Regions from separate parts of the Homo sapiens genome. Here region 1 is linked to region 2. A link is an interaction called in ENCODE POLR2A ChIA-PET data of the cell type or tissue named here. Cell type or tissue: HepG2. All regions are shown on one strand. Links, peaks and the distances in the headings refer to the core of each region. The heading gives the core; the rest is flanking DNA.

The links. Peaks named below come from ENCODE experiments on the same cell type or tissue, not always from the same donor. Only the 100,000 strongest peaks of a DNase experiment are listed, where the experiment ranks them.
Region 1: POLR2A ChIA-PET joins it to region 2 with 5 read pairs; 5 of 35 experiments call an interaction of 5 or more read pairs at or near these places.

What each region holds. Positions count from the first base shown.
Region 1 is chr4:74,584,710-74,590,098 of GRCh38, forward strand. LOC107986229 (a long non-coding RNA gene) reads right to left here and starts at 396. Exons shown (of 3, transcript XR_001741513.2): 1 at 304-396. In HepG2, for the core only: no CTCF peak of the experiment used is centred there; no DNase peak of the experiment used is centred there.
Region 2 is chr4:74,652,149-74,657,537 of GRCh38, forward strand. No RefSeq gene overlaps it. Among named protein-coding and RNA genes, the nearest start is that of BTC, 140 kb to the right of the region's middle. RefSeq lists an enhancer at 1,831-3,030. In HepG2, for the core only: no CTCF peak of the experiment used is centred there; a DNase peak (open chromatin) is centred at 2,263.

The DNA.
Region 1 (5,389 bases), core at 213-5,212, 67 kb before region 2:
TTACAGTGCCCACCTCAGGGAACCAAGATGTCAGCTAGAATGTGAGAAAGCTGAGAAGTTTAATGTAAGACAGTTTGATTCTAAAAGTAATTGTCTAAATCAGGCTAAAGAATTTCACACATGTATTTTCAAGCCAGAGGTGAGTTATTAGAAAATGAACAGTTGCTATCATCAGGAATCATTTCTATAGATTGCGTTCCAGGATAATGCACAGGAGTATCAATTAACTCTTATTTGGTCTTCATATTTTTTAAGTATTTCCTCATTTTGAACATGTGGCCAGGCCAGTATATATTTTCTTACCTTAAGACTTTTGCAGGACAGAAAAGACTTGATGCTTGGAGTGAAGATATCTTTCTAAATACTAAGTTCATTGAAGAAATGATGTCTGCCACCCTGATGGGGGATGGGGAGAGAAGAGAGGGAGAATGGCTGAGGGGAACTGAATGAGAGAATGGCAACACTTGACAAAAAAAGAGGGAAAGGAAGAAATGAATCCCAATTTAAAGCAAATCTCAGTGTAATATGCTACAGTTTGCTTGTCTGTCCCTCCAAATTTCATGTTGAAATTTAATCCTCAATACTAGAAGTGGGGCCTAGTGAGAGGTGGGACAGACCTTTCACAAATGGCTTCGTGCTGTTCTCATGGAATGAGTCAGTTTTTGCTCTATTGGGTCCCACAAGAGCTGGTTGTTAAAAAGAGCCTAGCACCCCACCCCCCAGCCCACCTATTTCCTCCTTTCTGGCCATGTGATCTCTGCACATGCTGGCTTCCCTTCACCTTCTGCCATGAGTGGAAGCAGCCAGAGGCCTTCACCAGATGCCCAATCTTCCAGCCAGAAGAATGAGGAGCCAAATAACCCTTTTTCTTTATAAATTACCCAGCCTCATATATTCCTTTATTGCAATGCAAAAATGGACTAAGACATAGTGGAAGGTGAAAGAACTAATTGCTATCAGAGGCAGTATCTAGGGAAGGTGATAAGACTTTGAGATGACTACCTGGTACCCCTGGGGATATAGAAACTAGGCGTCCAAGTGCCCATGCTTCAAAAACTATGACAACAGAGCCTGTGATGTGGAAGGGGCCATTCATTCTGGAACAACAGAAGACTCAACAAGTGTGGACTAATGAACAACGGCCAAGTGAACATCCCAGTACTGTGGTGCATGCCCATGGGATGAGGAAACACCCTAATGAGGACTGAGATAGAATTTCTACCTACAAAAGTGAGATGTGGTCCCAGAGATGGATTTAAGTCTAGTTACAGAAATCTTAAAAATGAAAATTCTCATATTTCTGAGTTTTTAGCAGTAATATTGTCAGGAGAGATGTAATAAAAATAGGAAAAGATCATGGATGTCAGGCATGGCCAAGATTGTAATTGCCGTCCTTGTTAGAAAAAAAGGAAAAAGAACATGGGAAGGAAGAAGAGAATGAAAAGAGGAGGAGGAAGCAAGGAGGAGAAGGAAGAGGAAGTACCAGTAGTTATCTCTGTATGCTGGCTGATATCTTCCTCAGCATCAATCTACGCACTCCAAAGGGAATAGAAGTGACCAAAAGTGGTGGGAAGTGAGGGTGTCCAGGAGATAAATTGTATGTCTTGAAACACAAACTGCAGGAGGCAGGCTGCTGAGCAACTATGTAAACTACCCATATCGTGGCGAGAAGTACAAATGCTGGGGACCAGAGGAACTACTGTCCAAATACAGTCATTTTATTCTTTGACTGCTTTATTAGATGTTATACTTTTTTAAAATTGTCGAATGTTAGCAGGCACCTGTCCTTAAAGATAGAATCAAGCTGGCAGGCCTGGCCACTTGTCCCTTCTGATTCTCAAAGGAAAAGCATCACTGATGGGTAGAAATCTGTCTTTCCCTAAAAAAAGAAGGGCAAAGTACAGTAGCATGGAAGGGAATGAGAATTATAACTGTTTTGGGAAGAATTTTATTTGTGCTGCAAAAACATTACAAAATCCACAGGTCGACCATGCTGTTCTGCCTGTTCCCCTCCACAGCTCTATCTAGCTCTTGCCCCTTGTTTGTCTTAATTTCAATTATGTTATTTATTGTTTAGAATTTTTGTACTATGTAAGTTTAACTTCAAATTACTTTCATTAATTATGAAAAGTAACATTACAAACCTCTATATGGTCATCACCCAACTATATACAATCTTAACCTTTTGCTTATTGATATTTACTTCTTGTTTTGAAAAAGAAATGATGCACAGTATATTCAGTTAACACTCACTGTATACTCTTACCTTATTCTTCCCCTCTCTCCCCCAAAGTAATCCCTATCCTAAATTTTGTGTTTATCATTTCTGTGCATACTGTAATCCATAAATAATATGTAGTATTTTTTCATGTTTTAAAAATTACATAAAGAATATTATATTGTTCATACAATTCTACCACTCCTTTTGCTCCAAATTATTTCAGCTTTTTTTTTTTTTTTTTTGAGATGGAGTCTCACTCTGTCACCCAGGTTAGAGTGCAGTGGCGCGATCTTGGCTCACTACAACCTGTGCCTTCTGGGTTCAAGCTATTCTCCCGCCTCAGCTTCCCCAGTAGCTGGGATTACAGGCAAGCACCACCATACCCAATTATGTTTTGTATTTTTAGTAGAGACGGGTTTCACCACATTGGCCAAGCTGGTGTCAAACTCCTGACCTCGTGATCTGCCCGCCTCAGCCTCCTGAAGTGCTGGGCTTACAGGCATGAGCCACTGCACCTGGCCTATATTTAAGCTTTTTTGAGGTATAATTTATATATAATAAATTCCACTTTTAGGTGGTTCATTTTGACGAATTTTGATAATTATATCAATTGTTTAACCACCAATATAAGCTATAGAAAAATTCCTTCATCGGAAAAAGGTTTTTTGTGCCCCTTTGATCCCTGGTTCCTGTCCAGATCTTCCATGTAAGCATCAGGTAGAGGTGTAAGGAAAGAGTTGGCAGGAGAGTGCAGCCTTCTCCTATGGAAGCATACCACGCTAACACTCACTAGTAAGAATTCTATGGCAGCCATCTCTTCTCACTGCTGCGATAAATGTCCAACAGCTTGTTTCTGTCCTGCTGTCCTCAGAATGACCTGTCAACCTTGGGTCTTAGCTCACCAGGTGGCCTTGCAACCTCAGCTCACTAATGGGCTGCAAACATCATGATTTTGCAGACTCTCTGGTTTGTTCTCATTGTTAGAGTGGAAGGGGTTTTCTCTTGTGGCCTTCTTCATCTTAAGCGTAAGCCAAAGCTTCTTTAGATGGATAATAGTGGATATCAAACACTTTGTTGTGTAAATTATCTTGGGTGGAACAGTTTTATTTTAAATAGTCTATATTTATATTTGCACAAAGTTATGTATTGTGCAGTGGCCTGAATCTCCAGTGAAAAATTTTAGATCTCAATTTTAAGATGTGCTGGGTTTTTCAAAATTCTCCTAAGAGGTAAGCAGGTAAAAAGTAGGTAAAAATACTTATATCATGCACAACCCCTATAAAGCTTACATATTCCCAGATTCTAGTGGGAAATATAGGTTACCATATAGTGTCATACATTTTAGAAGAGAAGTAGTTTCAGAGAATTGTGAGAGAACAGAATATAAGTGTTTTGGTTAACCTCGGTATGCTGGGACTTCCGGGTTGATGCTTGGAAAAATAATTTCTTTCTAGTGCTCCATATCAGGCGTCAGCAAACTTTTCTGAAAAAGAACAGACAATAAACATTTTAGGTTTTGCAAGTCATATAATCTTTGTTGCAACTAATCAGTTCCCTTGTTATAATAAGAAAGCAGCCATAAACAGTATGTGAATGAATGGGTGCACAGTGTTTCAATAAAACTTTATTTACAAAAACAGGCAGTGGGCAGGATTTGGTGTACAGATCATAGCCTATAGACCTCCTCTCAATTGTGATCAATTACGTGTCCATCTAAAAACCATGTAATACGTAGTAAAGTTCAGAAATTGTCACGATGTGCAGTATATAGAGGTGAGTGACATAAGTATTCTGTCAAGAAACTCACAAACCAGAAGGCGAGAATGATGTGAAAATAAATAATTATAACAAAATGTATTAAGTGCTGTGAAGCATGTATACAACACAAAGCTAGGATAGAAATGAGTATGGAGGCAGGGTGCAGTGGCTCATATCTGTAATCCCAACAATTTGGGAGGCTGAGGAATGAGGATCACTTGAGCCCAGGAATTCTGAGATCAGCCTGGGCAACAAAGGGAGAGCCTGTCTCTACAAAAAATTTAAAAATTAGCCCATCATAGTGGTGCACACCTATAGTCATAGGTACTTGTGAGGCTGAGGTGGGAGGATCATTTAATCCTGAGAGGCTGAGGCTGCAGTGAGCCATGGAGATGCCACTGCACTCCAGACTGGGTGACCGACTGAGACCCTCCAAAAGAAAAGAAAAATAAATAAAAAGAAAAGGGAAGGGAAGAGGAAGGGGAAAGGAAAGGAAAAAGAAAAGGACTGTGGCTAAGGCCAGATGCAGTGGCCTGCAATCTCAGCATTTTGGAAGGCCGAGGTGAGTGGATCACTTGAGGTCAGGAGTCCAATACCAGCCTAGGCAACATGGCGAAACCCCGTCTCTAATAAAAATAAATTTTAAAAAAATTAGCTGGACATAGTTGTACATGCCTGTAGTCCCAGCTACTTGGGAGGCTGACATGGGAGGATTCCTTGAGCCCAGGAGATGGAAGTTGCAGTGAGCTGAGATGGTGCCACTGCACACTCCAGCCTCAACAACAGAGTGTGACTCCGTCAGAAGGAAAGAAATAGAGAGCGAGAAAGAGAGAGAGGAAGGAAAGAAGGAAGGAAGGGAGGGAGGGGAGAGAAAGAAAGATAGAGAAAGAAAGAAGGAAAGAAAAAGAAAGAGAGAAAGAAGAAAAGAAAGAAAGGAAGAAAGAAAGGAAGAAAGAAAGAAAGAAAGAAAGAAAAGAAAGAAAAAAAGAAGGAAAAGAAAGAAAGAAAAGGAAGGAAGGAAGAAGGGAAGGAAGCAAGGAAGGGGGAGAAATAAAGGAAGAATGTCTAAGTTACTTATAGGAGTAGAAAATATTTTGTTTGCCTACTGCTGGTCCCATGTAGCCACTCATCAACAGCAGAGTTCTAGAGATTTCAGACTTAGAATGAATCTTCGTGTTTGTGAATTTTTACTCCTTATACACATGAGGAAACTAAGAATTGGAAAGGTTAGCATATTATGTAATATTTGACTTGCCACACATATACTTTTGGTAACAGAAAAAAGATGTATTAAGTTGAATCGTTTATGAAAAAACATTTTTCCACAGATTAACCTAAAAGGGCACAAAAAACGTGAACAAGGAACATTGAGAAACATATATATTCTTGTATTCAGATAATAACTAGGAG
Region 2 (5,389 bases), core at 240-5,239:
GTGCACAATGTGCAGGTTAGTTACATATGTATACATGTGCCATGCTGGTGTGCTGCACCCATTAACTCGTCATTTAGCATTAGGTATATCTCCTAATGCTATCCCTCCCCCTCCCCCCACCCCACAACAGTCCCCAGGGTGTGATGTTCCCCTTCCTGTGTCCATGTGTTCTCATTGTTCAATTCCCATCTATGAGTGAGAACATGCGGTGTTTGGTTTTTTGGCCTTGTGATAGTTTACTGAGAATGATGATTTCCAATTTCACCCATGTCCCTGCAAAGGACATGAACTCATCATTTTTTTATGGCTGCATAGCATTCCATGGTGTATACGTGCCACATTTTCTTAATCCAGTCTATCATTTTTGGACATTTGGGTTGGTTTCAAGTCTTTGTTATTGTGAATAGTGCCGCAATAAACATATGTGTGCATGTGTCTTTATAGCAGCATGATTTATAGTCCTTTGGGTATATACCCAGTAATGGGATGGCTGGGTCAAATGGTATTTCTAGTTTTAGATCCCTGAGGAATCGCCACACTGACTTCCACAATAATACACATTTTTTATTCATTCACAAGTTGATTTAGGTTGGATCTGGTTTAGGGCTATTATTTTTAAAAGCTACTATATGAATAGAGTACCCATTCTTTTCTGGACATATGCTTTTATTTCACTTTGGAAAATACTTAGGATTGGGAATGCTGTTATGGTAAATATATAATTATATAATAAACTGTCAAACTGTTTCTTAAAAGATTATATCATTTTGCATCCCCACACCAATACATGAGAGTTATAATTGCTCTACATCTTTACCATATCTCAGCATTGTAGATCTTTTGATTTTTATCCATTCTAGTGGGTTTGTAGTAGTACTCCATCACAGTATGAATTTACATGTCCCTGATGACTGTGATATTGGGGATCCTTCTATGGACTTCATGCATTTCTTATATCTTCTTTTGTAAAGCATGGGTTCAAATCATTTTAAAATCAGGTTATCCTCTTCTTACTCAATTGTGTTATTTATCAGACATAATTTTATAATATTGTCTCCTAATCTGTGATTTACCTTTTAGTTTCTTAACATTTTTCAATGCTGGGTGCATTTTTCCTTGTTATTGTTTCTTTGTTTTTGCTCTAAGAAATCTTTGCCTCCTCAAGACTACAGAGATTTTTTTATTATAATTTCTCTAGTTTTGTAGTTCAAGTGCTTAGCTTAATGTTCAATTTAGAGTTAATAAAAAGGCCTTTTAAAAAAAAATAAATAAAGCTATCCAAACCTCAGACCAATGTAGAATCTGTCTCACAGAGTCGTTGTAATGCTAGTAAGTCATAACTGTTAAATAATTATTAGCCATAGATATCGATGCTTATCTCTAGAACAAATCCTCTCAGAGCACGGAAGGAAATTCTGAGTTAGAAAGGCAATCTTAGCAGAAAACGTTTTAAACATTACCGAAAAAATGTAAACTTACATAGGAACTACAAATAAAGCCCATTCACCAATAGGACACATCTGAAAATTCTGAATGAAACCAGGCATTCTTAACTTCTTAAACGTCATTCCACAAATCTTCTTTCTAATCTTCCTCAAATCTAAACTGATTTGTTTTATCTTAGGACTGAATATTCATGACAGACCAAAGATGCTTTGTTTGATACCGTTTGATTTCTATAATTATATTCTGTAAATATGTCTAGAAATTGGCACAAAACTGAGAAGGAAATCACAGAAAAAGATCAGAATATTTTTTCCTACTGCTTTTCCTTAGAGAAGAATCTATATAATCTCTTACATCTTTAGACATCAGTAGGTTTCAGGTATGAAGAAGGTTAGCTACTTCTTAATAACTCAGGAGCAGAGTACAGCATAGAGTCCAGACAAACATCCACAAAGATAATTGTAGTACTTTTCCTAGGATTACCTGGTGGCTTATCAATTTGTGCACAAACCTAGAGCTACAAATGGAAGAGGGGCTAATTCCCATAGAAAATTAATGTTAACTGTTTATGTATTTTTTTTTCTTCTGACCTTTCCAGGTGAGAGTTGGGTTTTCCAGAGCCCAGTCACAAGAAATTTACCTATTGATCCTCTGACGAAACGCAATGGTAAGCTGTGCTAAGTAAACTGACCCAGCTCACCCTAACTTGTAACTGCACTGCAATGCTTGAAACGCAGCGAAAATCCTACAGCATGTTCCCTTGTTCTCTGAACTCACCTGCCCATTGCGTGCAAGAAAAAGCTGGATTCCTTCTCGGTCTAGTAAATGATTTTCTTGAATGATGCAACCGACTTATCTAGTGGGTTATCTCTGGACCTGTTCACAAGCTGACAAGTATTTGCAGGGATGTACAGTCATGCTTTCTGTTCCTCAAACTGTAATGTGTTTGTAAGTGAAAAATGATGAGTATGATGTGGATCCGAGCTGGTAAATCACCCCATTATGATGTGGTCTCCTCTTTTGATCTGACCTGAGGCCTGAAGCAGGAGAATTTATTTATCAGGGGCAAATGAATTCTGACTCAGATAAGTGTGACAGAATGTAAGGTCTTCATCGATGCATTGATTCAATTTTTCAATAAATATCCATTGATCTTTTACTAGGTACTTTTCTAGCCCCACCAGAGAAAAAGACAAAATCCCTTTCCCCATTGGGTGGGTTTCTGACAATTCGTATATACTAAGGATGACAATGAACTTTTAGTGCTTTTCTTCATGCTATGAGACATAACATGCAGGTCGATGACTTTATCTTAATTCCTTTCCACAAACTATACTTCCTTACCCTCTAGTCCTTGGCAAATAGGGTAAAATCTTAAACCAAGAGAGATTCTAGCACATAGCCCCTCAGTCCATGCATTCTCTTTGTGCAGGGGAATTTAGGAAGGAATTGGTCTTGACATGAGTAAAAAGACCAGATCCTGAGGCAGACTCCCCTCCAAAAGAGATTGAATTTACTGGATTGTGCTTATTGCTTTCAACTCAAGAAGCAATACTTCCCTTAAGTAGTCCTCTAAGTTTAAAGTGGAACTCAGCATATCTCCTTTTGGCTCAGATGTATCAACTTTTCTTCACCACTTTCACTCTGGCACTCACATCTGGCAGTATTCAAGCTGGTGGCTAATAGAATCAAAATGATAACGTAAAAATGGACCGTCGGTACACCTCACTTCGTGTTTGGCACTGTTTGTTCATCTGTGGAACCACTTCATATTAACAAAGATGAAACTTTAAGCTAAGTCTAGAAATTCAGTATAAACCTCAGAGATCCTTGAGTCATAGTCTAGATAAATCTGTGTGCCTGAATTACAGGTGCATGAAATAAAGCATGAGAGACCAGGATTTATCAAATGCTCACAATGAAAAAGCAATTCCTGTGGAAAAGCAATTCATATATACACACACATGTACACACACACATAAATTAGGCAGATCTAGATGAAGAAAAGAAAATAACTGCTCCCTTCCAGGACCATGCCCTAAACCTGAGGCTACCATGAACTCACCCATGTGCAGCTCCAGCTCTTGGAGGAGGCCTCACCTTCCTCATCACATTGCTGGATATTAAACAAATACTTTGGGATGAAGGAGACAAACAAGAGTATCAACACTACTACTTAATGGTCCATATGTATCTAGAAGACCTGGTTGGAAGGAAGATGGTGAAAGAGGGAAAAGCACAAACATACTTGTGCCATAGTGATGCACACTTTGCCTGCCTCCCTTCAGGACACCAAGATGCACATCAAACAAAATCTTCAAAACTGAAATTCAATCTCAAATAATATTCAATCTTGTATCAGAGTTACCCCTGAAATACTCAACCTTTCTAAGTTGATCCATTGGGATAAAGCAGGGAGTAGAAAGTCGAATCATAGCCCCAAAGATAAAATTCCCCTAAAAGCCAGTCATAAGAGGCAGTTCAAATGTAAGATATGAGACTAGATTATCCATACTGGTTCATTATCCCCAAACAATGACACACCTGGTTTTTGAAATCTGCATAGTACCTTTGTTTTTACAGACAATGTTTGAGATCTAGACTAATGTCTGTGGGTCTGTTCCCATGCCAATCTTTTCAACACAAATCATTTTGGAAAAACAAGTAATGTTGAATGAAAACTGCTTTTGACCCATGGGAATACTTACGAGCTACTGAAATATTTTAGCCGGTGAAATCTCATGAAGTTTTCTGAAACTATAGTGATTGTTCTCAAGTTTGTGAAGGTATATTTTGGTTAACAATGCTCATTTCTCTGTGTTAGCTGGCAACAAGCTTGTTAGGAAATGCATCCTCACTTTCATCTATGTCCAAAACTGACATTATGCTTTGGCGTGGCCTCTGAACTAATTGCTGTATACACAGGGTGATTTTTATGCTCAGCAGTAGTGTGATGAGGGGAACTATTCACTCATTGACCAAACACTTGTTGAGCTCCTAACAAATGCATGACTGGGATACACAGTAGCAAGGAAGATGGACAGGCCCACTGGTTTCATTGAGTTTTCAGACCACCAACAGGAGAAATAAAATAAACAATAAATAAACAACAAACACAAATGTCTGATTGCAGTAAGTGCTGTGCAGAGAATAGAACAACTGGATGACTAAGTCACCGGGTGACTACTTTTGACTAGGTGGTCAGGAAAGGCCTTTCTGAGGAAATGACATTTGAGCAAATACTTGAATGACAAGAAGCACTCAGACATGCAAAGACTCCAGGTAAAGTGAGCAACAATTATGCTTTAAGTGGAAAGAGTTTTGTGTAATCAATTTTTTAAAAAATCAATAAAATGACCATCAACAATAAAAAGTTATGGCTGCTCCTGGAGCAGAGTATTCATGGAGATATGAGAGATCAGAGTAGGCAAGGGCCCCATGTGGAGGCCTGCTAGGCCTTCTGCCCATCACAGGAGTTTGGATTGTAGTCTAAGTGCAGTGTGAAGCCGTTGGAGCAATTTAAATAAGCAAGTGATATGCTGGGATTTACTATATAACACATATAGAAAACATACAATTTGGAAAAAAGAGGAACAACTCCTGCCACCAAATCCAAACTCCCCATAATAAAACAAACTAGTCTTTCTATTAATTAACATTTTCTTTAAATTATCTCCAGCATAAAGCATCCTCCCAGTATACATATATGCACAACCTAAACACATGATGTGTCCACAAATGGCCATTCATTACATTCACCAAAGGGCAAATGCAAATGCAGGATGATTCTTCCCAAATCCTGGCATTTGCTTCCCATGAAGGGAGTTCAAACTGCATACTCATGAATCTCTCTTAATATCTTTACTCATTTCATATTTAGAGAGATGACTGACTTATCCAGTAAATTTGGAAAAATTACTGGGTATGCCTGGCTCAGCTCCCA